Linked DNA regions of Homo sapiens: regions 1, 2, 3, 4, 6 and 7 are each linked to region 5. A link is a loop called in an ENCODE intact Hi-C map of the cell type or tissue named here. Cell type or tissue: heart left ventricle. All regions are shown on one strand.

Region 1 (4,000 bases), 53 kb before region 5:
CAGGAAACATAAGTACAGACTTCTCCAGACCAGTAAGGAATTAGGAGGAAGTGATGTAGGAGTGGCCCATATTAACTAACGATAAAACAGCCTGTAGTTACTGAAGGGTTATCAAAAGCCAGACCTTGTGCTAAGTCCATGAGAGGAATTATTAAATTTAATCCTCACAAAAGTTCCATGGGATAAGTACCACCATTAGATACAGTTTACAGCCAGGAAAACTGAGGTTCAAAAAACATGAGGGACTTGCCCAAGGTCACACAACTATTAAGTTGCTCCAGGATGGGTCTCATACTTTGTTCCTTTTCTCTAGGATAAATAGGGGAATCTGGAATGGGAATATCCAGATCGACTGGACTTGGACCTACAACACCAATATCAACCTCGCTAGGGAAAGGCCCTGACACATACAGGGAATAATATGGGGGAATGGCATGAAAAGTCTCGAGGGAGATACATAGCAGGCTAACTCTTGGTGAAAAGGTGAATGCGGGGTGCCAGCCAGTAATCAATGGCAAAAAGAAGGTGAAAGAATAAAGTAATTGAATGATAGTGTTATTATGATTTTGACCTTTTTCAATATTTTGTTTGTTTGTTTGTTTGTTTTCAGCTGCGTAACTCTGTTCTACAGGAAATCTTTGGCTGAAGGACGATGTCAACTAGAAGCAGAGCCGCTCTAGGTAGGAATGAGGGAACATGAGCAGAGCTCTCTGAGGCACCTCTACACAGCAGTTTACAACCCTAAAATTGTATATATGATTAAATGGAGGCCCAGGGAGAGCGCGAGTTATACTGGGGTCATCAAAATGGAATTAACAATGGTGAATTTTATTGTGCTCAACTAACTGTGCACCAGACTGTTTCACCATTTCACATGTAGACTTAATCTCCACCACAGCTCTATGAAGAAGACATAATCATGTCATAAAAGCTACAGATAAGGAAACTGAAACACAGAGAAGTTAAATAAGTTGTCGAGGCAAGTAAAAGAACCAAGATAAAATCCAGACACTTTGGCCTCAAAGACCAAGTGAGTAGCCAAGATGACAACTGCATAACTAGAGCTAGAGGAAGTCAGATCTAGAACCCCGATCTCCGACCAGTGGTCCTGCACGTCTCCCTCCATGCTGTTTCTACTCTCATGGGGCACAATGACAATAGGACTTAGGGGGAGGGACTGAAAAGTGTTTACATCTGAGAAATCTGGAGAAGCGAAATTGTTCATAGCTAAAGTCGTGCCTTTTGTGCCAAGGGCATCATTTGGGGGGACACTCCCTGCTGTAGGTGCCAAGGTGCCTAGATCAAGACTTCAAGCAGAGGAAGCAGAATATGGTTGTTTTGGGTTCACTTTAATGACCTCAAGTGCCTTCTACAAGCCCAAGTCATAAGACTAAAGAAGAAAGTTGTCTGTCAGAGAGTAGAAAGCCCTCAGCTAGGGGATGCTCCTTAGCTCCTTCTCTCAGGAACCATGGTGGAGCTCCAGGAAGACACAGAGTTCTAACAAGGGTTAGGAATGATTCCTTGGAGCAATGTTCCCCTATCTCCCAAGCAAGCCTCCCCCCACCAATCTAACCCCACATTTCCCCAAAGCCACCACTCATCCTGATAAACACCACACAAGAGAACACAGGGCCCTACCTTGATTCTCCTCTGAAAAAAAGCAAGAAGGTTGCTTCAGGGAGACCAACCAGCCTGGTTGGCCTGGAACTGACATATCCCAGCAAATTCCTCAGTCCCAGGCAAACCATAATGGCTGGTCACCCTAAGTCACTCTCCCATGAGTTGACAATTTCTTAGAGCAACAACTCTCCATTGCCTCAACTTGATGCACACACTCACACATGCACTCACACACAAATCACTCTGTAATAGGTGGAGGCAGGAAACTGCCTGTTTTTCTCCAGTAACAGCAACCCTGACAAAAATAGGCTTGAATGACTAAGGCCAAGTTTATGGCCACCCATAGGCCACAGAGGAACTCACTGCCTGAACTTTCTTCCTGTCCTGGGGGGATCTCGGGAAGAAAGGAAGGAAGGGCTTAGTCACACCCTGGGAGTGGCAGCCAGGAGCAGTGCTGCTCAGCTCCTGACAGAGTAAACTCAAAGGCTCTTTCTTCAGGAAAAAATAGATGCTTCCAGGCTTTGCTCCCTTTTTACAGAGCCAGCATGACAAACACTTACCCAGGGAGGAAGGAGAGGCAGCCAGAAAGCACAATCATCTCCCCATCTTTGGGAGAAAAGTTTCTCCAACCCAGCAGGTCCCTGAGCCTCTACTGGACCATCCACTTTGGCCAAGCCACAGGCCAAGGGCCCCCTGGGAAACTCACCTGGGCCCCGGGTCAGACTCCGCTCCCTGGGGATGCAGAAGCAGCCACCCATGTGTGTACCATCCTACCCTGGCCGAGGCCCTTGGGAACACAGGCCAGAAGAGTGCTGCAAGGGACAGCCTCCCAACGGTGTCCCTCCTCCCGCCTCCTCCCTGGCACACGAGGGACCGAGGCCTGCTCAATGCACAATGCAGCCTTTGATATCCCGGCTACAGCAGGAGGCCCAGGGAGGGTGGGAGGGGCAGCCCAGCCCAGCCTGCAGGCCCACAGCTCCTGCACTGTCAGGCCTGGGGAACAGGGCTCCTCCCTGCCTCTCAGCAGATCGCTTCATGCCTATCAGCCTGCAGCACATTCCTCGCATTCTAGGATTGAGATACACAGTTTGGTTCTTGTGAGGGCAGCCAGGGCTGGGGAGGAGGGCAGAGAACATCCCAGAGATCAAGACTGCTCTTCTTGCTCCCTCCCCGACTGACTTGGCCCACACTGACTGGCCTGCCACCCCTTTACAGTGATCTCCACCCAGTCTCTCTCTGCAAAGGCCTCCCTTGGCTCTCTGATAAAGTTGGAGCTGTGGGTGCAGCATTTCACTTGGACCTAGCAGCATCAATGAGCCAGCTCCTCACTGGGGAACATGCAAACCCCCAGCTGCTGGTGTGCAGGAAAAGAATCCAGGAGATCACCTGATGAAGCCCAGCATTTTACAGGTGAGGGGATGGAGAACCAAATACATCAAAGGATGGGGAGAGGTTGGTCAATAGGTAAAAGGTTAGAGTTACATAGGAGGAGTAAGTTCTAGTGTTCTATTGCACAGTAGGGGGACTACAGTTAATAACGTATTGTATATTTCAACATAGAAGAGAGGATTTTGAATGTTCTCACCACAAAAAAACAATGATGTTTGAGATGATGGATATGATAATTACCTTGATTTGTTCATTACACAATACATAGATATATTGAAACATCACATTCTAGCCCATAAATGTGTAGAATTATTATGTGTCAATTAAAAATAAAACTAAAAGAAAAAATACAGCAAGTCTACAGGTATGCAAGCAAAACTGGTCCCACAAGACTAACCTCTTTCCTGTTTCAGATAGGCAGTGGAGCAGGGGAATCCAGTTGACACTGTGGCTAAATTTCAGAAAACCTCCCATGAGATCTTGCAAAGGAGATGGAGAAAATATGGCTGAATGCCAGCAAGGTAGGACGGAAGCATGACTGCTCTAACAACCAAGCTCAAAGAGCACTGCTCACCCAATGTTTCCTTCATGACTAGAGCAAAGTGGTGAAAGGACCCTGGTGAGAGGCCCAAAGAACAGGAGGTGTGAGCCAAGAGAAGGTCCTGCCAGGCCTATGTTGCAGGCTATTTGGAGGCTGAACTTGAGGTCAGTATCACCAGCATTTTTAGGACGGCAGTGGCCTGATCAAGTTTATATTCTGAGAGGAGCACTTGGGTGACCAGGTGAAGAATGGCCTAGGGGTCAGTCCCACCAGAGATCAGGAGTATCCACCTCACACACCAGCCTAGCCCCAGAGGACAGGGTCTTGAGCCTGTCTCTGAAGCACTGCTCCCGTCTCCATCCTGACTCATCCTGAGACACAGTTACTGAATGTTTACTGTGGGCCAGGCTCTCACTGTACATTATTCTATTCAAATCCCATAACAGCCCC
Region 2 (4,000 bases), 940 kb before region 5:
ATATACACATATATATATATATATACACACACACACACACACACATATATATATACACATATATATTCCATTTAATGACTTTGGACATGCGCATACAACCTTGAAACCATCGTCACAATCAAGGCAGTAGACATATCTGTCACCTCTAAAAATTTTCCTGTGACTCTTTGTTTTTGTTAATGCTGCTGTTGTTGTTGTTGTTGTAAGAAAAATTAATGAGATCTACCCTCAATAAATTTTGAAGTGCACAACACCGTATTGTTAACTATGGGCACTATGTTGTATAGTAGATCTTCAGAACTTATTCTTACATAATCAAAATTTTAAAACCATGAACAACAACTCCCCATTTCTCCCTCCCCCCAGTCCCTGGAAACTATTATTTTATTCTCTGCTTCCATGAATTTGACTATTTTATTTTTATTTTATTTTATTTGTTTTACTTTAAGTTCTGGGATACACATGCAGAATGTGCAGGTTTGTTACATAGGCATACATGTGTCATGGTGGTTTGCTGCACCTATCAACCCATCATCTAGATTTTAAGACCTGCATGCATTAGGTGTTTGTCCTAATGCTCTCCCTCCCCTTGCCTCTCATCCCACAACCACCCCAGTGTGTGTTGTTCCTCTCCCCATGTCCATATGTTCTCATTGTTCAACTCCCACTTATGAGTGAGAACATACGGTGCTTGACTTTCTGTTTCTGTGTTAGTTTGCTGAAGATGATGGCTTCCAGCTTCATCCACTTCCCTTCAAATGGCATGATCGAATTCATTTTTATGGCTGCATAGTATTCCATGGTATATGTACCACATTTTCTTTATCCAGTCTATCACTGATGGGCATTTGGGTTCGTTCCATGACTTTGCTATTGTAAATAGTGCTGCAGTAAACATACATGTGCATGTGTCTTTATAGTAGAATGATTTATAGTCCTTTGGGTGTATACCCAGTAATGGGATTGCTGGGTCAAAGGGTATTTCTGGTTCTAGATCCTTGAGGAATCACCATACCATCTTTCACAATGGTTGAACTAATTTACATTCCCACCAACATTGTAAGAGTTTCTATTTCTCCACTGCTTCACCAGCATCTATTGTTTCTTGACTTTTTAATAATCACCATTCTGACTGGCATGAGATGGTGTTTCCTTGTGGTTTAGAATTGCATTTCTCTAATGATCAGTGCTTATGAGCATTTTTCATGTTTGTTGGCCTCATAAATATCTTCTTTGTGAAGCAGACACTGGACATCTTAATTTCACTGGCTCTTGTGGAATCTTGAAAGTCAATCTATCTAATATGGATCCTATGCTTTTCTAAATTTGCTTTACACATGTTTTGATGTAATGAAAATTAATGCTATCACTCTCTCTAAGCCCTTTTTCACTCAAACTCAATTTTAATATACTATAAATATATATTCCTTATATCAGCTTACATATTGATCAAACTCATGAACATTTATTTAATTCAAGTCATCTTGTTTTAATGTTATTTTACTATTCATCTTAACTGTTATCTCAGGTTCCATTCTATTCTTCTGACCATAATTTTCCATTTAAATATTATCTGTTAAAAATCACTATCCTTGGTTAATTATAATAGAAACAAACATCTTAGTATGACATACAAGACACTTTATTTCATCTGTGAAAGACACTCTCGAAGCCCAAGTTGAACTATAATGAACTCTTGTAGGACTTGTAGCAAACCCTATTTGCCCATAAGGTGGCAGTAAAGCATTGCTCTTTAGACCAACAACTTTGACAATACTTTTGGCCAACTTGTCATATAACAATATGATTTTGGGGAAATTGCTAGATCTCTATGAGCTGCAGATTTCTTATCATCTAACATGGTAATATCCTTCTCCCCAGGAAGATGAAAGCTCCTAACATACTCAGCCTTGACGTTTATTCAGGTGTCACATTGGATGAGAGTATTGGGAAATGTTTCTAACTAATGGAATATTTGTAACTAACGAATGGACTAAATATTACTCTTCTAATCCTATGGAGTTTTTTTCTTTCTGATTAGCTTATTTTTACCCTGAGAAAGTTAATTCAGAGAGACAGACTTGTGTAAACTGTTTTCCATGTATTTTCCAAGCAAAAATTTGGAATGAGTTAGATATGGGCCCTATGTAGGCTTCCAGAAAGTCATTGTTATTTAAAATAACAATGAAAACAACATGACAAATCTAAGCCACAGTTAATTTTCTTTAATATAAAATTCATTGATTTATTTTTATTATTATTTTCAACAAATCATAATTGTGTACACTTACGGGGTGTAATGTGATGTTTTGTTATATGTATACAAAGTGGAATGATTAAATCCATCTAATTCACATATCCATCACTTCACTTATTTTTTGTGGTGTGACATTGCAAATTTACTTTCTTAGCTATTTTTAAATAGGCAACATGTTTTTATTAACTATAGTCATCCTTCTGTGCAGTAGATTTTATAAGCCTATTATTTTGTGTAACTGAAACTTCGTACAATTTGATAAACACCTCCTCATTCCTTCCTCCCCACCCCCACTTCTAGCTTCTGGTAACCAGCATACCATTCTCTACTTCTACTTCTATGAACTTGATCTCTTTTAACATTCTGCATTTAAGTGTGAGTATGTGGTGAAAGTGGGCATCTCTGTCCTATTCCATATCTCAGAGGAGAAGCTTTCAGCTTTTCACCATTAAGTATGATGTTAGCTGTGGGCTTGGCATATATGCCATAACTGTGTTTAGGTACATTTCTTCTATGCTAACTGTATTTAGGTACAGTTTTTTTCTTTGCCTGGCTTATTTCACTTTACATAATGTTCTCCAATTCTGTACATATTGCTGCAAATGACAGAGTTTCTTTCTTTTTAAAAGATGAATAGTATTCCATTGTATATCACACTTGGAAATATATCACATTTTCTTCATCCATTCATTTGTTGATGGACATATAGATTGTTTACATATTTTTTCTATTGCAGACAATGCTGTAATGAATACAGCATGCAGATACCTCTTCCACGTGTTGACTTGAATTCCTTTGGGTATATACCCAGAGTGGGATTGCTGGATCATATAGTAGTTCCATTTTTAGTTTTTTGAGGAACCTCCATCCTGTTTTCCATAATGACTGTACTAATTTACATTCCCAATAAGAGTGTACAAAGGTTCTGTTTTCTTCACTTCCTTGCCAGCACTTCTTATCTTTCATTGTTATAATAGCCATTCTAACAGGTGTGAAGTCATATCTTATTCTGGTTTTAATTTGCATTTCCCTAATTATTAGTGATGTAGAGCATTTAAAAATAAACATGTTTGCAATTTGTATGCCTTCTTTTGAGAAATGTCTGTTCAGGTCCTTTGCCAATTTTTAATTAGATTATTTGTTTTCTTGCTATTTAGTTGCTTGAATTCCTTATGTATTTTGGAATACTAAACCTTTGTTAGATGCATGGTTTGTGAATATTTTTTTTCCCCACTCTGTGGGTTGTCTCTTTACTCTATTTTTTCCTTGGCTGTGCAGAAATTTTCAGATTTGATGCAATCTCGTTTGTATTAATACTTTTGCTTTTGTTGCCTTTGTTTAGAGTTCAGATAAAAAAAATCATTGCTCATACCAATGTTATAAAGCTCTTCCCCTGTTTCCTTCTAGTTTTACGGTTTCAAGACTTACATATAAATCTTTAATTCATTTTGAGTTCATTTTTATATATAGTATGAGATAAGAAACCAATTTTATTTTTCATCAGGCAAATATTCCATTTTCCCAGCACCATTTATTGAAGAGACTCTCCTTTTCCTTTCTCCATTGTATGTTTTTAAATTTTATTTCAAAAATCAATTAGATAAAAATGTGTGGGTTTATTTTTGATCTGTCTATTCTGTTCCATTGGTTGATGTATCTGTTTTTATGCCAGTTCCATGCTGTCTTTATAGCATGGTGCTGGCATAAAATAGCTTTATAATATATCTTGAAGTCAGGTAGTAT
Region 3 (4,000 bases), 110 kb before region 5:
ATATAGAATGTAGTAATTGCAATTATATAGCACAATGTTTTTCTTATTTTAAAAAAATAGTCTTACCCTTGTCTTTGGAAACATGCTAAACATTTTTATAACTGACCTGGTTATGGGTAAATTCATCAGATTTATAGGTAAATCAAAGTGCACAGAATTGGGAAATTTTAGCTAAAATTTCCAAGGAGATGTAACATGGATAGAAACAACGCTCTTCACGTATGTGTGTGTATGTGTATGCATATGCAAATGCATGTGCATATTTGCAGCAATTGAGAAAGATCTGTCCAAACAGAAGTTCAAGTCAGAAGACACAGAAGTTTCAACTGATTATAAAGCTCAATGGAAGCCAAGGACAGATGTGGCTGCTGGGGAGAGGAAGAATCAAATTAAGTATAGTAACATCCCTCTGTACTCTTCACCCACCGGCCAATATCAAAAGCCTCATGCAGTTGTGGGAACTGCTCTTTCAGAGAAACAGAAACAAATCTGGCCAGAGGAGAGTGAGTGGTCAGTGGGAAAAGGGAGGGGATCTGTAACCTGAGTCAGATGGGGAATGGCCAGTGGCATGGTTTCCAGGGCTGTGTGAGCCTTCTTCAAATACACGATATGTAACTGTTCTGGAATGTGTGTGCCCCTGACTGTCTCCCAGGAATGTTGTTGAAAGGACTATGCACGGGAGATTAGACTGAATAGCCTCAACCGCAACGTCCCTCCCAGCTTGGGGCTTTTACAGCTTGTGGTGGGGGCAAAACCACATCTATTCTCCATGGTAGTAGATTAGATAACTTTACTAATTAGACAACTGGAAGCTTCTCCTTCCTGGAGAATACTCTCTAGAGTAGACAGCCTTTTGACAACCAACCACATCTCTAAGAGAAAATGTGTGCCAATTAGTAGACAACCTTGATGACTAGAAGATGCAATGGCGGCTCAACTCACCACTCCCATCTCACCCTTTCATACAACCAATCATCTGGTCAGCCCAAGAAGCTAGAAATTAAGGGCAGATGGTCTGATAATAAAAGCTAAGCTGATGGGCATCAGATGCAGGGAATTATGGCTGGTATCCTTGTGGTTCACAGAAAAGGAGCAAGGGTGAACCACCTGCATCAGGCTTGCTTGAGTTGCTTTCTAAAAATGCATGTTCCTGGGATACATCCCAGATCTACTGAATCAGAATTATTAGAGATAGAAACCAAGAAGTTCATGTTCCACAACCTCACCAGGTAATAGTTATGCACACTATCTGAGGGCTCTTGCCCTGCAGTGGTGCTTCCCATACTTTAGGGTGCATTAAAATCACCAGGAAAGCTTGGACGAGTCAGCGTTCTGGGATCCAGAGATTCTGATTCAGAGATCATAGGTGGGGCCACAGATTTTCATTTCAAACAATCTCACAGGTGATGCTGATGCTGCTGGTTAGTGGACCATATTTTCAGTTTGCTGAAATTAGAGAATTCCCAATTTCATTATCAAAGAACTCAGATACTGTGGTAGGTCACTTCTGAAATGATCCCCAATGATTCCTCACCATCTGGTATTCAAGCTGTTGGTAAACACTCCCCTCTTGTGGGAGCTAGACCTAGTGACTCATTTATTATGAATTGAATAGGCAAGACTAAGGAGATGTCACTTCTGTGATCAGGTTATAGAAAGAGTCACTCCCTTTTCTCCTGCTCACTCTGGTTCTTGCTCCTCTTGTTTGCTCCCTCTAGTGAAGCATGGTGCCATGTTGTGACTGCCCTGTGGAGAGGCCCACGTGGCAAGTGGCTGCAGGAAGCCTCTGGCCAACAGCTAGCAAAAAACTGACTCCTAACAACAGCTGTGTGGGTGAGCTTGGAAGCCCATCCTTCTCTAGTTGAAGTTGAGATAACTGCAGCCCCAGCTGATTGCAGCCTGTGAACCACCCTAAGCTGGTGGGCTCAGCTAAGTCATGCTTGGATTCCTGCCCTTCAGAAACCATGAGATTATAAGTGTTTTAGGCCACTCAGTGTGCTATGCAGTGATGTTATTAATAGAGATGCTTTGTAAAGCAGCTGCCCTGAAATCAATAAGATGCCTTGTAGTTGGGTATGGCACATGCCTGTAGTTCCAGCTACTCAGGAGGTTGACACTGGAGGATCACTTGAGCCCCGGAGTCTGAGGTCGCAGGAAGCCCTGACTGTACCACTGAACTCCAGCCTGGGCAACAGAGGAGAAACTGTCTCAAAAAAAAAAAAAAAAAAAAAAGACATGTATTGGTATTCTCTCCCATCCATCAAGTCCTCCATCTCATCTGCCCCCATTGTGGATGAGACAAAATGTGTGTGTAAATGTAACTGGACAATATTTAATCATATACACTATTTACATGTAATTTATGTCATAATTTTCTTAACATTCAATTTCCAAGCCTTTGCTCTTGGAAAGCTTCCCTGGAGCTTCTGGGAGGTTATGTGGGAGCACAGCCTTATGGCAGGAGGAAGATGGTGAATCCAAGTCAGGTTTCGTGCAATCCATCTGGCCATTCTGAGGCTGTGTCTTTTGAGCTAAGATCCTGGTGAATTCTCTCCTGTCAATCCCTGTGAGCATGAGGAGTGATACATACTTTGGTTCTGAAGAAAGAAATGGAAAAAACTACAGGTTCCTCTGCTGGCAAGGGGAAGGGGTCTTTCCCTGAGAAAATCGGTGAAGAGCACAAATTCCAATCTGCTTGCCTTTGCACCAGTGCAGTGACTGATTTCCTCATTGGGGGAGGAAGGAAGGCTCCTGGAGGGCAAGATCCCTCATCTTCTCCAGAATTATGTATGGAGAAAGTGCTTTTCAGAGGCTGTTTGTGTGGAAGGCAACAGTCAACCGGTAAAGGCTCCAGATGCAAAGCCTGGAACCAGGAATTCTCATCGCTGCACCATCAAATCTTTCTGTGGCCTGCAATGAGCCCTTCTCCTCCTGGACTTCATTCTTCTTCTTGTGAAATGAGGGGGCTAGGCCAGGTAAGGACTCGGACCCTCCCAATGAGTATTTAAGAGCCTAGGGCAGTGGGGTCAGAGTCTGGCCATGCCAAATGTCCAGAGACAGGACAGCTTTCCTCAGAGGGCCAGGCCACCACCACTCAGCCACCGCGCCCTCTCTGAGGAGCACCCGGAGGGCCTGCTGTGCCACAGGGGGCTCTGGCAGATGTTGTCCAGCCTGCTCCTAATGGTGTCCTGAAGCTCCTCATCACCCAGCAGGACCGCTGCTGCCAGGGCCAGAAGGAAGTACTCAGTGGCATCATGGGCATCCTAACCCCGTGGTATGGGGGCAAAGAAGAGACAGCATTAGCAAACACTTCCAGGACAGGCTAGGAGGCTGTGCTGGCCACTCTAGTTTTTTTTGTTTGTTTGTTTGTTTGTTTGTTTGCCCAACATCCAATCCCCATCTCCTGAGTCCTTAGGGAGCCCCTCTCTCCCTCCACTGTGGTCCTTGGGACATTGCTAATCACAGTGCCCTGCACTCCAGGCACAGAGGTGGTCCCTTACTGAGGCTCAGCCAATCATGAAACATCATTGCCCTGGGCACAGTGCTTCAGGGATGTGTACATGACCCAAACTTGGCCTACATCTGCCACTCCCTGGGACTTTCCACTGTGTCTCAATAAGGAAAATAGTCCCTCTGAAGTGGCAGGTTCAGAGGTGGACTTGAACCTGCCAGTAGCTAGAAGGGGAAAAGGCCAAGAAACAAAGCAAAGTAGAAACATACAGAGTCAAGGAATACAATGAGAGGTGGGGAAATCCCTGATGATGATTGAGAAACAGGATCCAGAGCTATCTGCAGTTAAATTTGTAGCTCAGCCTTCACATTCTTTGAGCCAGTAAGTTGCCTTTTTTGCTTAAGGAAGTTTGAACTGAGTTTTTCCCTTTACAATCCGTGGAGTTCTTGGTTGACATGATCAGATCACACACTTTGTCCCTGAACCACTTACTGGGAGCTATGGGGCAGAGGCAAGATGGCTAGAGGGTGCTTCACTACCCCCGGCCCT
Region 4 (4,000 bases), 380 kb before region 5:
GAAGAAGACATTGTGGAGCTAAGAAAAATTGAAAAACAAAACAATGAGTTATAAATGTAATAAGTTATAAATTGCAAAGGAGAGAAAAATGTAGCTGCAAATGTCATGGAGAGATGGCTGGGGACAGTCATAGAAAATGCAGGATGAAAAGACAAAGCAATTAAAATAAAGGTAGATACAGAGAGAAAAAATTATCCAACGTGAAGACAACTGACATCCTTAGAGTACAAGGAAAGAAAAAAGAGAATTCAAAGATATAACCTAAAAAGTTTTCTGAAAAGAAGAACGGTATTAATGGATAAAAAAGAGGACAATTATGTCAAGAGAAATTGATACAGAATGGTCTAAATTGGGAAATTTCCTGGTTAAACTGTTAAGTGTTAAGAATCCAGAAAAAAATTTGACATTTAGGCAGAAAACGGCAAGTCAGCCCCTATAGGGGGAAAAAGTCAAGTGGTTTCAAGGCTTTGCCATGGCAACTCCAGTACCAAGGGACATGGAGTAATGACCACCAACTTCTGAGAGAAACAACATGATTCAAAAATATTGTACCAAGCTAGGGTGTCACCAAGCATGGAGATAAAGGGCAGATATTTTTTGACACGCAAGAGCTCGGGAAATATAATACTCATGAACTCTTTTTGAAACAAAACCAAACTACACACAACTGGCAAGTAATCCCATCGAACAAGAGATGAAAAATAATAAAGAACTCGAGTGAAAAAGCTGTGATGAAAAGAACTCATGTGGAACACCATGTTTATTTAATTTCACAGCTAAGGCTAATCCTGTGTGGCCTTGAAGGTAGTATAAGGGAATGTATCATTAAGTCCTAACAAAGTGAAAATAATATAAGCAAAACCTGGAAAAGAGTGAGATGAAAGGAAGAGTAAACAGTAATTATCTTATCTTTTGTAACAGGGGTCAGCAAATGACAGCCTGTGGGCCAAATGTGGCCCACTTCCTGTTTTTGTAAATAAACATTTATTGAAACACAACTACATTCATTCATTTACGTATTGTCTCTGGCTGCTTTCACGCTGTAATAGCAGAGCTGAACAGTTGTGACCAAGTTCTTTTAGCCCACAAAGCCTAAAATATTTACTACCTGACCCTTTGCAGGAAACATTTGCCGAGAGAGAAAAGCTCATTAAGAATATGAATTCCGTAAAACAATACCTCTAAGATAAATTATAAAATAAAGAAGATGAAAGAAGGCATTGCAGAGCTAAGAAAAATGGAAAAACGAAACAATGAGTTATGTTTTGTAACACTATTTTACAACACTGAGACAATCTATAATAACTAAAATTGAAATGTGTGGCTCAAAAAATGAGTCCGTTTTTAAAAATGCTTCAGTAATGTCTTTAACTTTAGAGGGATCTCTACTGAGGACGTTTTTATCCAACAGGATGTGTACATATACAGGCACAGAGAGATGTCTAAAGTAATATTCATCAAAAGTACTTGTTACTCCCACATGGTAAAATATGGAGTAATGTGTTGCTTTTGTGTTGGTGTAGTGTCTGATTTTTTTGTAATGAGCATGTATAATTCTTTAGAAAACAGTAAGAGTAATTCAAGTGATTAATTACTCTTAAAAATAAAAAGGCCAGTCGATTTCATCTTCAACCCAGCTTTCCTAAGAACAGTCAACCTGTTATTTGGGAGCTTCCTCAGGCCCCCTTCTCTTCACCTCAAAATTTTGGTATGAATTTTGGAAATGTGATTGGAGGATTCCTGTATATTCCATAATTAAGCGTCGGGGAGTTTTCTTTCTTCATTTCCTAGATTTGCCATCAATGTGGATTAAGAATTACTTGGAACAGCAGAGGGCGCCCTGCTCCATGTTTATAGGAATGTAATGTAAGTACCTGACCAGTACTGCCGTTTGGAACTTGTGTGAATGAAAGCCAGTAAGTGATCGCCTGTAGGACTCAGTTTCCCCATCTCCCACACCTTTCTTCTGCCAACCCATCCCCCACACTGCAGAACAGATCATGCCGCCCTTCTGACAGCAACCCTTCTGTGACTTCCCTTTGCACTCAGAATAAATTCTCAACTCCTTAACTAAGGCAGAAGAGGCCCCCACACGATCCCGCTCCTGCCATCTCACTCCATGCTCCACATTACACTTGATACCTCCACTACGCTGGCATTTAGTCAGTGTCTAGACCATATTGAGCTCTTTCCCATCTCTGGGCCTTTGCATTTGCTGTTTCCTCTGCTGAGCAATTTCCTCTCCCGAGCTCTTTGCATTTTTAAGGAATCTTTCTCAATGTTTGTCACCTCCTCAGAGAGGCCCTCCGTGATGACCCTACCAAAAATCTCACCCACTTTATTTTCTATCACAGCACTATTTATATTATCTTACTTCTACTTCTCACAGTCTGTGATTGTTTTATTTGTTACTATGTTTTGTCTGTCTCTCCCACTAGAACCTAACTTCCACAAGAGCAGGAAGCTGCCTGTTTTCTTCATTGTTACATCTTCAGCATCAAGCGCTTAGTAAGTACTCATAAATATTTGTTGAATGAATGAATAGACTTGCAAGATGTGTGTCCTGGCTGCTCTCTCAAGGCTACTATAAAAAGAAAAAGTGAGAAAGTTCTTGTGGTGGGTCAAATTGTATTTCTCTCTAAATTTATGTGCTGCAGACCTAACCCCCAGTACTTCAGAATATGATTGTATTTGGAGATGGGGCCTTTAATGTGGCACTTAAGGTAAAATGAGGTCATATTGGTGCACCCTAATCCAATTTAACTGGTGTTTTTATAAGAAGAGCAAATGCAGACACACAGAGAGACACCAGGGGTGCACAAGCACAGAGAAAAGACCACATGAGGCTGCTGACTTCAAGCCAAGGAAATAATTCTCAAAAAAGCCAAACCTGCCCACACCTTGCTCTTGACTTCCAGCCCCCACAGCTGTGTGAAAATAAATTTCTGTTGTTTAAGCCACCCACTCTGTGGTACTTTGTTATGGCAGCCCAAGCAAACTAATACACACCTTTATAAATCAAATAGTAGTAAGCAAAAGTGACAACTTAATATTTGAAAGAGCAATGATTAGGCATTAATGGTGGATTGAAATGGCAAGTTATGTTACAGCTATTCCATTGACGGAACAGAACTTGAGAAGGTAAATACTGAAGCTGGAGAGGCAGGGATGACTACATATTTTGCAGAGTACAGGGCAAAATCAAAATGTGGAGTTCCTTGTTCAAAAGGCAGGAAAAAAGTGCTGTTAAAGATACAAAATATAAAACTTTCTCTTTATTCCATGGCTTCTTTCTCCACTCATCATAGTGTTTTTACTTTGCTATTTATGTAGCTCTAAGAACAATTTAAAATTATCAGCATCAATTTTACCACTTGTCTTTATATTGTAGAATATTAGTTTTAAAATATAACATTTAAATATTAGTTTAAATGTCACAGCATTTAGCTTGATGTAGAAGCACTGAAATTACATTTTCTGTATCTGGTAGCTCACACATGCATAGGTATTGCCTCCTCATCAGAACTGTGGAAATGCTGCCAAGAAAAACAAACTCAACTGTGTTTATTTTACTTCTTGACATGTGCATATTCTACCAACACTATCTTCAGCTTACTGGCGAGGAAGGAAGGAGTAAAATGAGAAGACACTATAGGCCATCCACATTTCCCTTTCCTTCTGTGTCACCATTTTCAGCCTCAGTGGGTGGCTAACACAGGGAAGTAACATGAGTAAGAAAGGATATGAAAGGGATCCTTGGTCATTTGTGTTTCTCAGAATGCCACTGAACAGAAAGCATGGCCCCTGGGGGCTGTCAGTGTCCCCATTTACCCAGTAGATGTAACACACTCTGTATTCGCTGTGATTCTCACTGCACTCCATGTGTCCTGGGTACAGTTGACTTCTCTGTCCAGGGCATCCTAAATGTTATATGTGAGTGGGGAGGCAAGGAATGGCAGTGGACCCATAGATTACACGTGTTTCCTCTGATCCCATGCAT
Region 5 (4,000 bases):
TTTTGTACTGCTTACAATGTGTTTGTGCATTCAGCTAGGTGTTATTACAAAAGAATCAAGAAGTTTTAAAAAATTAAAGATTATAAAGTTAAGAAGCTATAGTAAGCTAAAGTTAATTAATTATTGAAGGAAGAATTTTTTTTATATAAATTTAGTGTAGCCTAACTGTACAGTGTTGATCTCAGCTCACTGCAACCTCCGCCTTCTGGGTTCAAGCAATTCTCCTGCCTCAGCCTCCCGAGTAGCTGAAATTGCAGGCGTCCACCACCATGCCCGGCTAATTTTTTCTGCAGTAGTATACAGTAATGTTCTAAGCCTTCATATTCACTAACTCACCCAGAGCAACTTCCATTCCTGCAATATCTATTCATGGTAAATGCTCTATACAAATGTACCATTTTTTATCTTTTATACTGTATTTTTGCTGTACCTTTTCTATGTTTAGACAAATAAATACCATTGTGTTACAATTGCCTACAGTATTCAGGAAAGTAACATGTTGTATAGGATTGTAGCTTAGGAGCATTAGGCAATATTATACTCTAGGTATGCAGTAGGCTATACCACCTAGGTTTGCGAAAGTACACTCTATGATGTTCACACAACAAGAAAATCATCTAATGACTCGTTTCTCAAGAATGAATCCAGAGTTAAGCAATGCATGACTATAGTTCAAAGTAGTTCATAGTTAAAACAGATACAAATCAAATAAGGAAATTGAACACCAAGAGAAAAAAAACAACAGATGCAACTGATCAGTGAACCAGCACTGCAAGAATGAGAAATTAAAAAACTATGAATGAAAGAGATAGAATAAGCATGTTAAAAGGTAGACTTCATAGTAAGTGTTCTTATCACAACTTTTTTTAAAAAGGGAGAAAAAACACAGACTAAACTGCAAAGAAATGACTATTAAACTGACAGCAAAATTCTAATAAAATTAGAAACAAAAAGAAAATGGAATTATACAGACAGCACAAGTAAATGGTATTGGGCAACAATTTGTATAAACTTTTAAATGTACAAAGCCATACTGTTAAATATTTATGAACATGTACAGATTTAATAAGAGCATCAGAATATGGACAGGAGAAAGACCACTTACATCAGAAGAGAGAATGCCTCTAGGGTGGAAGGAAGGGGAATGTGATTAAGGAGGGCTATAAAGGAGACCTCAACTGTATCTGAAACCTGCTATTTCCTTTAAATAAGTACACACACTCACACGCACATACACAGAGACACACAAACACATTTGGATACAAAATATTCTTAAATGTCAATATGAAAAAGCAAGTCCTGTCACCTTCACAGATGTAAGATTCCCATAGCCACCTTGGCCAAGCTCAGTAACATATCTACTTCATTAGAATGTCTGCTCAATGCTTCTAAGACTTGTTTTCAACTGCTATTGCTGTAGAATTAGTTACTGAGGCTGGAATCTCCTTACTTTCATGACAAGCAGGCTGGTTTCCCATGTGTGGATCAGAAGTCAGCTTCCTGATGCGATTTCACTCTCAATATACTGCCTGTCTGGCCAGTAGAAGCTTCTAGGGGTAAATATCAGCACAGGGAGAGAACAGCAAAGGCTGAATTTCTTCTCAGAACCCTGACACCAAAGGAACATAGATGAAGAGTGACACCCAGTGGCCAGACAGAAGGCAGAGTGCAGAGACTTCAGCTCCTTGGCTGCTTGCTTGTGTGGAGCTGGGTCATTCCTCTGAGCTCAAAATCCAGCCTTCGGTTGCTGTGATTCAAGGAGCTCCGATATCTGGATAGTGCTTTGGGGGATATGCAAGGAGCCAGTTCCCCTCTTCTCCTTGTGCCACCCGTCCCTGTTTTCTGGCTCATTTCCCCCTTCTGTACCAATTGTGCAATCTCTGGTGCATTGGGTCCCACAGCTGACCAGGCACAGGAGAATGTTGTAGTCCACCTCACACAGCACAGAGGACGCTGTTCTTCAGTGTGAGAGGACCCCTTAAAACTAAGCAAGTGAAATGTGATGAATGAATTAATTCAGTAGTGCTGACTTACTGTCATTTGAGGTAAATTAGCGTGAGGTCCAGAAGTCCAAATATAAGTTATGAAAATGACAGCTGTCTCCAATATCCTGTTAAAACTGCCTCTCAAGATCACCACCCACAACAATGCAATGGCACAAACAACAATAAGAACAAGTGCCTGTGAATCATACACACACACACTGTGCCAGGCACCATTCTGAGGGCTTTGTGTGTATTATTAACTCATTTAAACTCATGACAAGTGCTAACATTCTACGCATTTTACAGATGAGAAAACTGAGGCATGGAGAGATAAATGTATGTGTCCAAAGTCACAGAGCTGGTAAGCCAGTGGAAGCACCAGCTGCACTCACATGGTCACGAATGCTTTTTGGGCAGCCTTACTCCAGAACTCTGTAAGCCATTTAGCTACTGTGCTTCTGGATGACCTCCTAATGGCTGGCCCTGAAGGTCTTTCCTCAGTTGGCCCTGCTGTGCCTCTCTGAGGACAGCAGCAGTGTCAGCCCCCATCTCCCCCGTGGCTTATTTCTTCCTCTCTGTGGCTCCTCTGTCTCCTCTCTGCATTCTCTCTTCCTTCACTCTGTAAATGGAGGCATCCTCCATGGTTCTTCCTCCTTCCTGTTTTCCATTATCTTTGTTCTCTCTCTCTTGCACTGGAACCTCTCACCAGAACTCATCGGATTTAATGTCAGGATTTAAAATCACCAGGGCATTTAACCAAAGCTCACTGGATTTGATGTCAGGATTCTGAGGTTCCAGAGGGAAGGCCTTGGGTTCAGCCTCTTCACCCCTGGGGTCCTCATTTCCCCCTGCGGTAACATGATGGGGTGGTTCAGAGCAATGTTCTCACCTTGGCTGCCCACCAGCCCCACCTCGGGAGCTTTTATCATTATTGCTGTCCTGGCCTCACAGGCCATTTAGATGACAGCCTCTGATTGTGGAATTTCTATTTCTTCCTTTAATTTTCTCAATTGCTTCTTTGTATATTTTGAGAGCTTGTTTGGAGGTCCTATCAGCACAGCTACTGGTATACCCTTGACCCAAGACTGGTCCTTCTCTATTGGGGATGGTCATCCTCTACTACCAAGCACACAGCTCCGGGAGGGATGCATGTGGAGTGGTGAGGGAGGAAGAGGACACCCACCTAGCCAGCCAGATCAGCCAAATCAACCCTGAAGATCAATGGGGTGACGGATGTTGCAGCCAGCTTGCCCTCACATCTTCTTGTATATTTTGAACGTCTATTATTCAGCACACGCCTTCATGATTATATGTCTTTTGGGGTATTAATATAGCCACTTTAAACTTCTTGTGCTCTGCAGTTTACATGATATATCTTTTTCAATCCATTTGCTTTTAACCTCTCTTTATACTTAAATTATAACTTCTGAATAGTATATAATTGAATCTTACTTTTTAAAAATAAATTCTGATAGACTGTCCATTTTAATTAGAGTGCTGTTTCACACTCTTCTGGCCTCCATGATTTCTGATGAGAAGTCAGAGATCTTTGGAATTGATATTCTATTTAATGTAATGTGTCTTTTTCTCTGGCTTTTTCAATATTTTCTCTTTACCTTTAGATTTCAACACTTTGACTATGATGTGACAAGGTGCACTCTTCTTCTCATTTATCCTAAGTTATGGTTTATTGAGATTCTTAAGAATTTGTACCTTTCAAAAAAATATCTCCTGGGCACGGTGGCTCACGCCTGTAATCCCAGCATTTTGAGAGACTGAGGCGGGCGGATCACCTGAGGTCAGGAGTTCAAGACCGGCCTGGCCAACATGGTGAAACTCCATCTCTACTAAAAATACAAAAATTCGCTGGGTGTAGAGGCAGGCACCTGTAATCCCAGCTACTTTGGGAGGCTGAGGCTAGAGAATCGCTTGAACCCGGGAGTCACAGGTTGCAGTGAGCCGAAATCATGCCATTGTACTCCAGCCTGGGAAACAAGAGTGAAACTCCGTCTCAA
Region 6 (4,000 bases), 290 kb before region 5:
GTACGTTTAGTTACACTTCATGAAATACTTTCAGTTTTTCAAAGACACCACTAATACATGGGAAATCAAACCCTGAAAATTAATTTCACTTTAGCAGTAAAGTCACATGCCAGATGGAAAGGATAGTATTTCATGAACAAAGATCTTACTTTTGAGATTTGGTCTTACTTTTTTCTTTTTCTTAAGGGAGAATTATCTTGTGTTTTTTGTTTTGTTTTGTTTTGAGATGGAGTCTTGTTCTGTCACCCAGGCTGGAGCGCAGTGACGTGATCTCGGCTCACTGCAACCTTCACCTCCCGGGTTCAAGAGATTCTCCTGTCTCAGCCTCCCGAGTAGCTGGGACTACAGGTACGTGCCACCACACCTGGCTAATTTTTGTATTTTTAGTAGAGACAAGAGTTACACCATATTGGCCAGGATCTTTTGCTTTCTATAGCTTCAAAATGTTCTTAATGTTAAGACATTCTTAATACTCTGAACCATATGAATTTGCCATTTTGGTAAGTCACAGACGCCAGATGGTGGCAATTTCACATGGCACAACCCGAAAGATTAACAAACTATCCAGCAGATGAAAGGATTTTTTTTAGTTTCATTGGGTTTACTGAAGAAATTGTTTGAATTCTCATTGCATCTCCAGTTCAACAGATAATGAGTGAGTGATGCCACACTCTCAAGAGTTAAAAACAAAACAACAAAAAAATTAAAACAAAAGCACACAACTTTCTCTCTCTGTCCCAAAATACATACTTGCATACCCCCGCTCCAGATAAAATCCAAAGGGTAAAACTGTCTTCATGCCTGCAAATTCCTAAGGAGGGCACCTAAAGTACTTGACAGCGAGTGTGCTGAGGAAATCAGCAGCTGTTGAAGTCACCTCCTGTGCTCTTGCCAAATGTTTGAAAGGGAATACACTGGGTTACCGGGTGTATGTTGGGAGGGGAGCATTATCAGTGCTCGGGTGAGGCAAGTTCGGAGTACCCAGATGGAGACATCCGTGTCTGTGTCGCTCTGGATGCCTCCAAGCCAGCGTGTGTTTACTTTCTGTGTGTGTCACCATGTCTTTGTGCTTCTGGGTGCTTCTGTGTTTGTTTCTGGCCGCGTTTCTGTGTTGGACAGGGGTGACTTTGTGCCGGATGGCTTCTGTGTGAGAGCGCGCGCGAGTGTGCATGTCGGTGAGCTGGGAGGGTGTGTCTCAGTGTCTATGGCTGTGGTTCGGTATAAGTCTGAGCATGTCTGCCAGGGTGTATTTGTGCCTGTATGTGCGTGCCTCGGTGGGCACTCTCGTTTCCTTCCGAATGTGGGGCAGTGCCGGTGTGCTGCCCTCTGCCTTGAGACCTCAAGCCGCGCAGGCGCCCAGGGCAGGCAGGTAGCGGCCACAGAAGAGCCAAAAGCTCCCGGGTTGGCTGGTAAGGACACCACCTCCAGCTTTAGCCCTCTGGGGCCAGCCAGGGTAGCCGGGAAGCAGTGGTGGCCCGCCCTCCAGGGAGCAGTTGGGCCCCGCCCGGGCCAGCCCCAGGAGAAGGAGGGCGAGGGGAGGGGAGGGAAAGGGGAGGAGTGCCTCGCCCCTTCGCGGCTGCCGGCGTGCCATTGGCCGAAAGTTCCCGTACGTCACGGCGAGGGCAGTTCCCCTAAAGTCCTGTGCACATAACGGGCAGAACGCACTGCGAAGCGGCTTCTTCAGAGCACGGGCTGGAACTGGCAGGCACCGCGAGCCCCTAGCACCCGACAAGCTGAGTGTGCAGGACGAGTCCCCACCACACCCACACCACAGCCGCTGAATGAGGCTTCCAGGCGTCCGCTCGCGGCCCGCAGAGCCCCGCCGTGGGTCCGCCCGCTGAGGCGCCCCCAGCCAGTGCGCTCACCTGCCAGACTGCGCGCCATGGGGCAACCCGGGAACGGCAGCGCCTTCTTGCTGGCACCCAATGGAAGCCATGCGCCGGACCACGACGTCACGCAGGAAAGGGACGAGGTGTGGGTGGTGGGCATGGGCATCGTCATGTCTCTCATCGTCCTGGCCATCGTGTTTGGCAATGTGCTGGTCATCACAGCCATTGCCAAGTTCGAGCGTCTGCAGACGGTCACCAACTACTTCATCACTTCACTGGCCTGTGCTGATCTGGTCATGGGCCTGGCAGTGGTGCCCTTTGGGGCCGCCCATATTCTTATGAAAATGTGGACTTTTGGCAACTTCTGGTGCGAGTTTTGGACTTCCATTGATGTGCTGTGCGTCACGGCCAGCATTGAGACCCTGTGCGTGATCGCAGTGGATCGCTACTTTGCCATTACTTCACCTTTCAAGTACCAGAGCCTGCTGACCAAGAATAAGGCCCGGGTGATCATTCTGATGGTGTGGATTGTGTCAGGCCTTACCTCCTTCTTGCCCATTCAGATGCACTGGTACCGGGCCACCCACCAGGAAGCCATCAACTGCTATGCCAATGAGACCTGCTGTGACTTCTTCACGAACCAAGCCTATGCCATTGCCTCTTCCATCGTGTCCTTCTACGTTCCCCTGGTGATCATGGTCTTCGTCTACTCCAGGGTCTTTCAGGAGGCCAAAAGGCAGCTCCAGAAGATTGACAAATCTGAGGGCCGCTTCCATGTCCAGAACCTTAGCCAGGTGGAGCAGGATGGGCGGACGGGGCATGGACTCCGCAGATCTTCCAAGTTCTGCTTGAAGGAGCACAAAGCCCTCAAGACGTTAGGCATCATCATGGGCACTTTCACCCTCTGCTGGCTGCCCTTCTTCATCGTTAACATTGTGCATGTGATCCAGGATAACCTCATCCGTAAGGAAGTTTACATCCTCCTAAATTGGATAGGCTATGTCAATTCTGGTTTCAATCCCCTTATCTACTGCCGGAGCCCAGATTTCAGGATTGCCTTCCAGGAGCTTCTGTGCCTGCGCAGGTCTTCTTTGAAGGCCTATGGGAATGGCTACTCCAGCAACGGCAACACAGGGGAGCAGAGTGGATATCACGTGGAACAGGAGAAAGAAAATAAACTGCTGTGTGAAGACCTCCCAGGCACGGAAGACTTTGTGGGCCATCAAGGTACTGTGCCTAGCGATAACATTGATTCACAAGGGAGGAATTGTAGTACAAATGACTCACTGCTGTAAAGCAGTTTTTCTACTTTTAAAGACCCCCCCCCCCAACAGAACACTAAACAGACTATTTAACTTGAGGGTAATAAACTTAGAATAAAATTGTAAAATTGTATAGAGATATGCAGAAGGAAGGGCATCCTTCTGCCTTTTTTATTTTTTTAAGCTGTAAAAAGAGAGAAAACTTATTTGAGTGATTATTTGTTATTTGTACAGTTCAGTTCCTCTTTGCATGGAATTTGTAAGTTTATGTCTAAAGAGCTTTAGTCCTAGAGGACCTGAGTCTGCTATATTTTCATGACTTTTCCATGTATCTACCTCACTATTCAAGTATTAGGGGTAATATATTGCTGCTGGTAATTTGTATCTGAAGGAGATTTTCCTTCCTACACCCTTGGACTTGAGGATTTTGAGTATCTCGGACCTTTCAGCTGTGAACATGGACTCTTCCCCCACTCCTCTTATTTGCTCACACGGGGTATTTTAGGCAGGGATTTGAGGAGCAGCTTCAGTTGTTTTCCCGAGCAAAGTCTAAAGTTTACAGTAAATAAATTGTTTGACCATGCCTTCATTGCACCTGTTTCTCCAAAACCCCTTGACTGGAGTGCTGTTGCCTCCCCCACTGGAAACCGCAGGTAACTACTTGTAATTACTGCCCATGACTTAATGTAGAATGATACAAGAATGACATGCACAGATTGCTTAACCCTTTCATTTGCCTTTGAGTCTGCTGCTGCAAAGCTGCATCTCTCCTGACACTTGTGCCCCAAATCAGTTCTGCCTGCTCTTAGTATAGCTCAACTCTCCCTATGGTTATTGTTCTGTGTTGTTACCTCAGAAACACTGACTCACAGAAGCGGAGTTAAGGGGATATGTTTTTTTCTCTCCACG
Region 7 (4,000 bases), 310 kb before region 5:
GGCAGAAGTTGCCAGTCCCCTAAAAGCCTAGCTCCATAACTGGCAGCCTCACTTTCACTGAATTCACTGGACGTAGCAGTCACAGGTCAGACCACATTCGAGGAGGTGGAAGAATAAACTCCACTTCTTGATGGGGCAATGGCATGTGCATGAAGGATACAAGGAATCCAGGATGGTTATCTTGGAGACAAGCCTTTATACAATCCCCATTCTACAGATGAAGGGACCAAGGTTAATAGACACACTTTCCCAAGATCATACAGTCAGCAGCAAGTGGCAGAATTGGGATGCAAATCCAGGTCTATCTGACTTCAAAACATCCTGTCTTTAGTTACTGTCATGTTCCTTTCACAGGATAGGATGGGGCCATGAGAAAAGTCCTCAGCTGTGAGTCCTGGGTTCTGATCCCTGCACTGCCTCCAATTTGCATGTGACAATTATAAGCCACTTCCCACCTGTGGGCCTCAGGCTTCTCATCTGTGCAGGGAGAATTGGACTCCTGGGTCTTGCATGGCAGTCCCAGCTTTAGGATTCTGGGGTTTTGAGGGTCTGTGCTGCATCCTCAGGGCTTGTTGGTCACTGACCTGCTGCTTCACTCAGCATGTCAGCCGAGTGAAGCATATCAGCATGTCAGAGCCCTCCAAGGGGCAGTAGCCTCTGTTCTTCCTCTTTCCCTTCCCTCTTAGCAACACTCTGCTTTGCTCCCGTGGCTGCTCTGTTTACCCAGTCTCTCCTCCATTTTCCAGTAACCAGTAAGAAGTACTTTAGGTCTCTCCTCCTCAACAGGCTCCCCTGAGTGGCTGATTTTAATCTTGACTCTGAACTTCACAGAGGCTGAGACCAACATCTTTTTATGAGTCAGTGCATATCAGTATTTGCTGAGCTTTGCAAATAATTGGCAGCTCAAGAGTGAATTGAAGGATCATTCATATAAGCAATTGCATGTTCTTGTTTTGTTCAAACCAACAAACTATACACACAACTGCAGACCGTTGAGGACAGCAATTGTGTCTGAATTACTCACCATTGTATCAACAGCACCTTGCAAAGTGACTGACCCAGAAGAGGTAATCAAATTGTTACACTTTTTGGTTGCATTGGCAAAATTTATTTAAATCCCTGACATTTGAATCTTTAAATATTAGTTTTACGGTTCAATTCACCCGCGAAAATATTTGAGTGCAATTTTCCTCTTTTGTCTATTCTATTATAGTTACTGATAATTTTTCTCCTTATTGGTTTTTGCAAGTCTAATATTGTTTTTCCCTAGGAATATCCCCTTTTCCACTTAAGCCACTGAAATTTAAACTTCCCTTCAGGCCTTTTCCTTTTCTTTTCTGGCTCAGCTAAAAGGTAAAATAAATCAGTAACAGAGATTGAGAGTCAGAAACCATATATTCTAGACCTGTTTCTCCTACTACCTCTGTGATATTTCTCAAATTCTTTCCTCACTAAGGACCTGTTTCCCTGTTTGTATTAAGAAAGGGTTGGTATGTCAGTGGATATTTTTCAGCAATGGAAGATTTGCACAAATACAAATTTACGCAGAAGCAGGATACAGAAAGCAGCCAGAAGTGGAGCAGCACCAGCCGGGGTGGGGACCAAGACCTCCCACCCTCCTTGGTGTCTGTCTGCCTTTGAGGTCCCTCTGCCAAAGTGGCGCTCTGCTGAGCAAAGTAATCCCTCAGGGCACTCCAACTCTGAGACAGAATGATTTATAGCCCTGTTAATCCACCAGGCTGTCAAAAACGGCCACATCAGCAGACATACACAGAGACATGCAGTCACATACACTCAGGACAAAAAATAAGCCCCAGAAACTGCTTGAGCAAGCTCAGGCTTTTCTCTAGCACCTTCCTCATTTGTTCAAGTTTTTGCCATCTTTATTTTCATTTCCTGGTTTCTTCTCACATCCTTCCTCTTTTCCCCTCCAAGTTACTAAAAATTCTAACAATTTCTACTTTTACTTCTTTGCTGTTATCTGCGGCACATCGTTGCCCCACCCCCACTCTTGGTCGCTATAGTCACAGATTTATTATTGAGTTTGTTAACTTTTGCTTCTCAATTTCTCCACCCAAAAAAAGAGGAGATGAAGGAAAGGACTCTTGTGGCCATGACACTATATTCAAGAAATCTGTGGAGCATTAGTTTTGATTTTCGGTTTTGTTTTTACTGAATTGCACTTTTTAATAGTAGTCATAGTAAAAACTCAAACAAAACAGGTGAGTACCAAAATGAAAGTAAAAGTATACTGTCGGGGCCGCTCCACAGGTCCCATGCCCCAGTCCCTAGTCCCCTATGTTATATATACGTTGTTAATTGCTTCTACTTTCCAAAATATGTTTGTGAATATAAACACGTGTTACTTATACTAAAAGGCGATATTTTACGTAGTTTTGTTTCAACCTTTCTTACTTCATATCTGGGAGATCTTTATGTACCAGCATATATATCTAGTTCATTCTTTGAACTACAGCATAAAATGTCATTGTACATTAGACTAATTTATTGAATTTATATACACATATTCCTATGGTGAGCATTTATGTTGGATAGATGCCACATACAACTGTTTGTTTACACAAATGGAGACATGCTACTCACACTTGTACAATTCACTTTTTTACTTCTTGATGTATTTTAAATATTGCTTCAGATCAGCTGGCACAGAGCCACCTTTCTAAAAAAATAATAGACTTCCAGCCTGAGCAATATGGTGAAACCCCATCTCTACAAAAAATACAAAATTAGCTGGATGCAGTGGTCCCAGCTACTCAGGAGGCTGAGGTGGAAGGATCACTTTAGCCGGGAGGCAAAGGTTGCAGTGAGTCAAGATCTCACCACTGCACTCCAGCCTGGTGACAGAGTGAGACCCTGTCTCAAATAATAATAATATTAGACTTTATTTTTTAAAGCAGAGGTTCACAGTAAAACTGAGTAGAAAATACAGAGATTTTCCTTACACTCACTGCCCTCACACACACACACCCACACACACACAGCCTTCCCTACTAGCAACATCCCACACCAAAGAGGTATATTTGTTACAATCGACGAACCTATACAGTCAAATCATAATCATCCAAACTCCACAGTTTATGTTAAGGTTCATTCTTGATGTACATGCCAAGGGTTTTGACAAATGTAGAGTGACATATCTTACATCTAACATTATGGTATCCTACAGAATAGTTTCACTGCCCTAAAAATAGTTTCACTGCTCTTCTGTGATCCATGTACTCATCCCTCCCTCTCCCCAGGCCCAGGTCCATACAGTAAAAACAGGATGGGGCCATGAGAAAAGTCCTCAGTATGGATACAGTAAAAACATCCTGTTTTTACTGTATCCATAGTTTTGCCCCTTCCAGAATATCATATATAGTCATGTGCCAATTAGTGACTGGGATACATTCTGGGAAATGCATCATTAGTCGATTTCATCATTTTGCCAACATCATAGAGTGTACTTATACAAACCTAGATGACAGAGCCTACTGCACACCTAGGCTGTATGCTATAGCCTATTGCTCCTAGGCTATAAACCTGTACAGCTTGTTACTGTCCTGAATACTGTAGGCAACTGCAACACAATGGTAAGAATTTGTGTAGCTAAACATAGAAAAGGTACAGTAAAAATATGGTATAAAATATAACAAATGGTACACATTTTAGGGCACTTTCCGTCAATGGCAATTGCAGGAGTGGAAGTTGCTCTGGGTGAGACGATGAGGAAGTGGTTAGTGAATGTAAAGACCCAGGACATTACTGTACACTAGTATAGACAGTATAAATACTGTTTGCTTATGCTATGCTGAATTTATAAATAAAATAATTTTTCTCTCTTCAACAATAAGCTTAGATTATTGTAACTATTTTACTTTAAAAACAATTTCTCTTAACTTTTTTATTCTTTTGTAGTAACACAGCTTGAAACACAAATACAGAGGAAGATAATTTTTTTCTCTCCTTATATCCTTATTCTATAAACTTTTACCTATAT

What was found. Peaks named below come from ENCODE experiments on the same cell type or tissue, not always from the same donor. Only the 100,000 strongest peaks of a DNase experiment are listed, where the experiment ranks them.
Region 1: it touches region 5 in a loop (2.6-fold over the local background); 22 of 110 quality-filtered maps call a loop at or near these places.
Region 2: it touches region 5 in a loop (5-fold over the local background); 11 of 110 quality-filtered maps call a loop at or near these places.
Region 3: a loop joins it to region 5, with 2.8 times the contacts of the local background. A loop is called at or near these places in 18 of 110 quality-filtered maps.
Region 4: it touches region 5 in a loop (11-fold over the local background); 93 of 110 quality-filtered maps call a loop at or near these places.
Region 6: it touches region 5 in a loop (4-fold over the local background); 30 of 110 quality-filtered maps call a loop at or near these places.
Region 7: a loop joins it to region 5, with 4 times the contacts of the local background. A loop is called at or near these places in 30 of 110 quality-filtered maps.

The regions. Positions count from the first base shown.
Region 1 is chr5:149,060,645-149,064,644 of GRCh38, forward strand. SH3TC2 (SH3 domain and tetratricopeptide repeats 2) reads right to left here and starts at 2,418. Exons shown (of 17, transcript NM_024577.4): 1 at 2,327-2,418. The coding sequence starts at 2,378. It overlaps MIR584 (microRNA 584), which reads right to left and starts at 1,765; the gene lies at 1,669-1,765. SH3TC2-DT (SH3TC2 divergent transcript) reads left to right here and starts at 2,673. Exons shown (of 3, transcript NR_122044.1): 1 at 2,673-3,030; 2 at 3,606-3,714. RefSeq lists a silencer at 2,382-2,676. In heart left ventricle, a CTCF peak has its summit at 2,071; DNase peaks (open chromatin) are centred at 2,037 and 2,517; H3K27ac peaks cover 3,915 bases.
Region 2 is chr5:148,177,696-148,181,695 of GRCh38, forward strand. No RefSeq gene overlaps it. Among named protein-coding and RNA genes, the nearest start is that of SPINK14, 11 kb to the left of the region's middle. In heart left ventricle, a CTCF peak has its summit at 1,734 (motif pointing right); no DNase peak of the experiment used is centred here.
Region 3 is chr5:149,001,640-149,005,639 of GRCh38, forward strand. It overlaps SH3TC2 (SH3 domain and tetratricopeptide repeats 2), which reads right to left. Exons shown (of 17, transcript NM_024577.4): 17 at 1-3,263. The coding sequence ends at 3,072. Among named protein-coding and RNA genes, the nearest start is that of MIR584, 59 kb to the right of the region's middle. In heart left ventricle, a CTCF peak has its summit at 1,579 (motif pointing left); a DNase peak (open chromatin) is centred at 3,102; H3K27ac peaks cover 479 bases.
Region 4 is chr5:148,731,937-148,735,936 of GRCh38, forward strand. No RefSeq gene overlaps it. Among named protein-coding and RNA genes, the nearest start is that of HTR4, 79 kb to the left of the region's middle. In heart left ventricle, a CTCF peak has its summit at 1,837 (motif pointing right); a DNase peak (open chromatin) is centred at 1,855.
Region 5 is chr5:149,113,235-149,117,234 of GRCh38, forward strand. It overlaps the pseudogene RN7SKP145. Among named protein-coding and RNA genes, the nearest start is that of ABLIM3, 26 kb to the right of the region's middle. In heart left ventricle, a CTCF peak has its summit at 1,643 (motif pointing left); a DNase peak (open chromatin) is centred at 1,677; H3K27ac peaks cover 309 bases.
Region 6 is chr5:148,824,950-148,828,949 of GRCh38, forward strand. It overlaps ADRB2 (adrenoceptor beta 2), which reads left to right and starts at 1,662. Exons shown (of 1, transcript NM_000024.6): 1 at 1,662-3,674. The coding sequence starts at 1,883. The coding sequence ends at 3,124. RefSeq lists enhancers at 961-1,120, 1,977-2,562 and silencers at 1,391-1,700, 1,791-1,930. In heart left ventricle, no CTCF peak of the experiment used is centred here; a DNase peak (open chromatin) is centred at 1,552; H3K4me3 peaks cover 3,414 bases; H3K27ac peaks cover 3,095 bases.
Region 7 is chr5:148,807,301-148,811,300 of GRCh38, forward strand. No RefSeq gene overlaps it. Among named protein-coding and RNA genes, the nearest start is that of ADRB2, 17 kb to the right of the region's middle. RefSeq lists a silencer at 1,773-1,852 and enhancers at 2,143-2,192, 2,243-2,292. In heart left ventricle, no CTCF peak of the experiment used is centred here; a DNase peak (open chromatin) is centred at 2,001; H3K4me3 peaks cover 780 bases.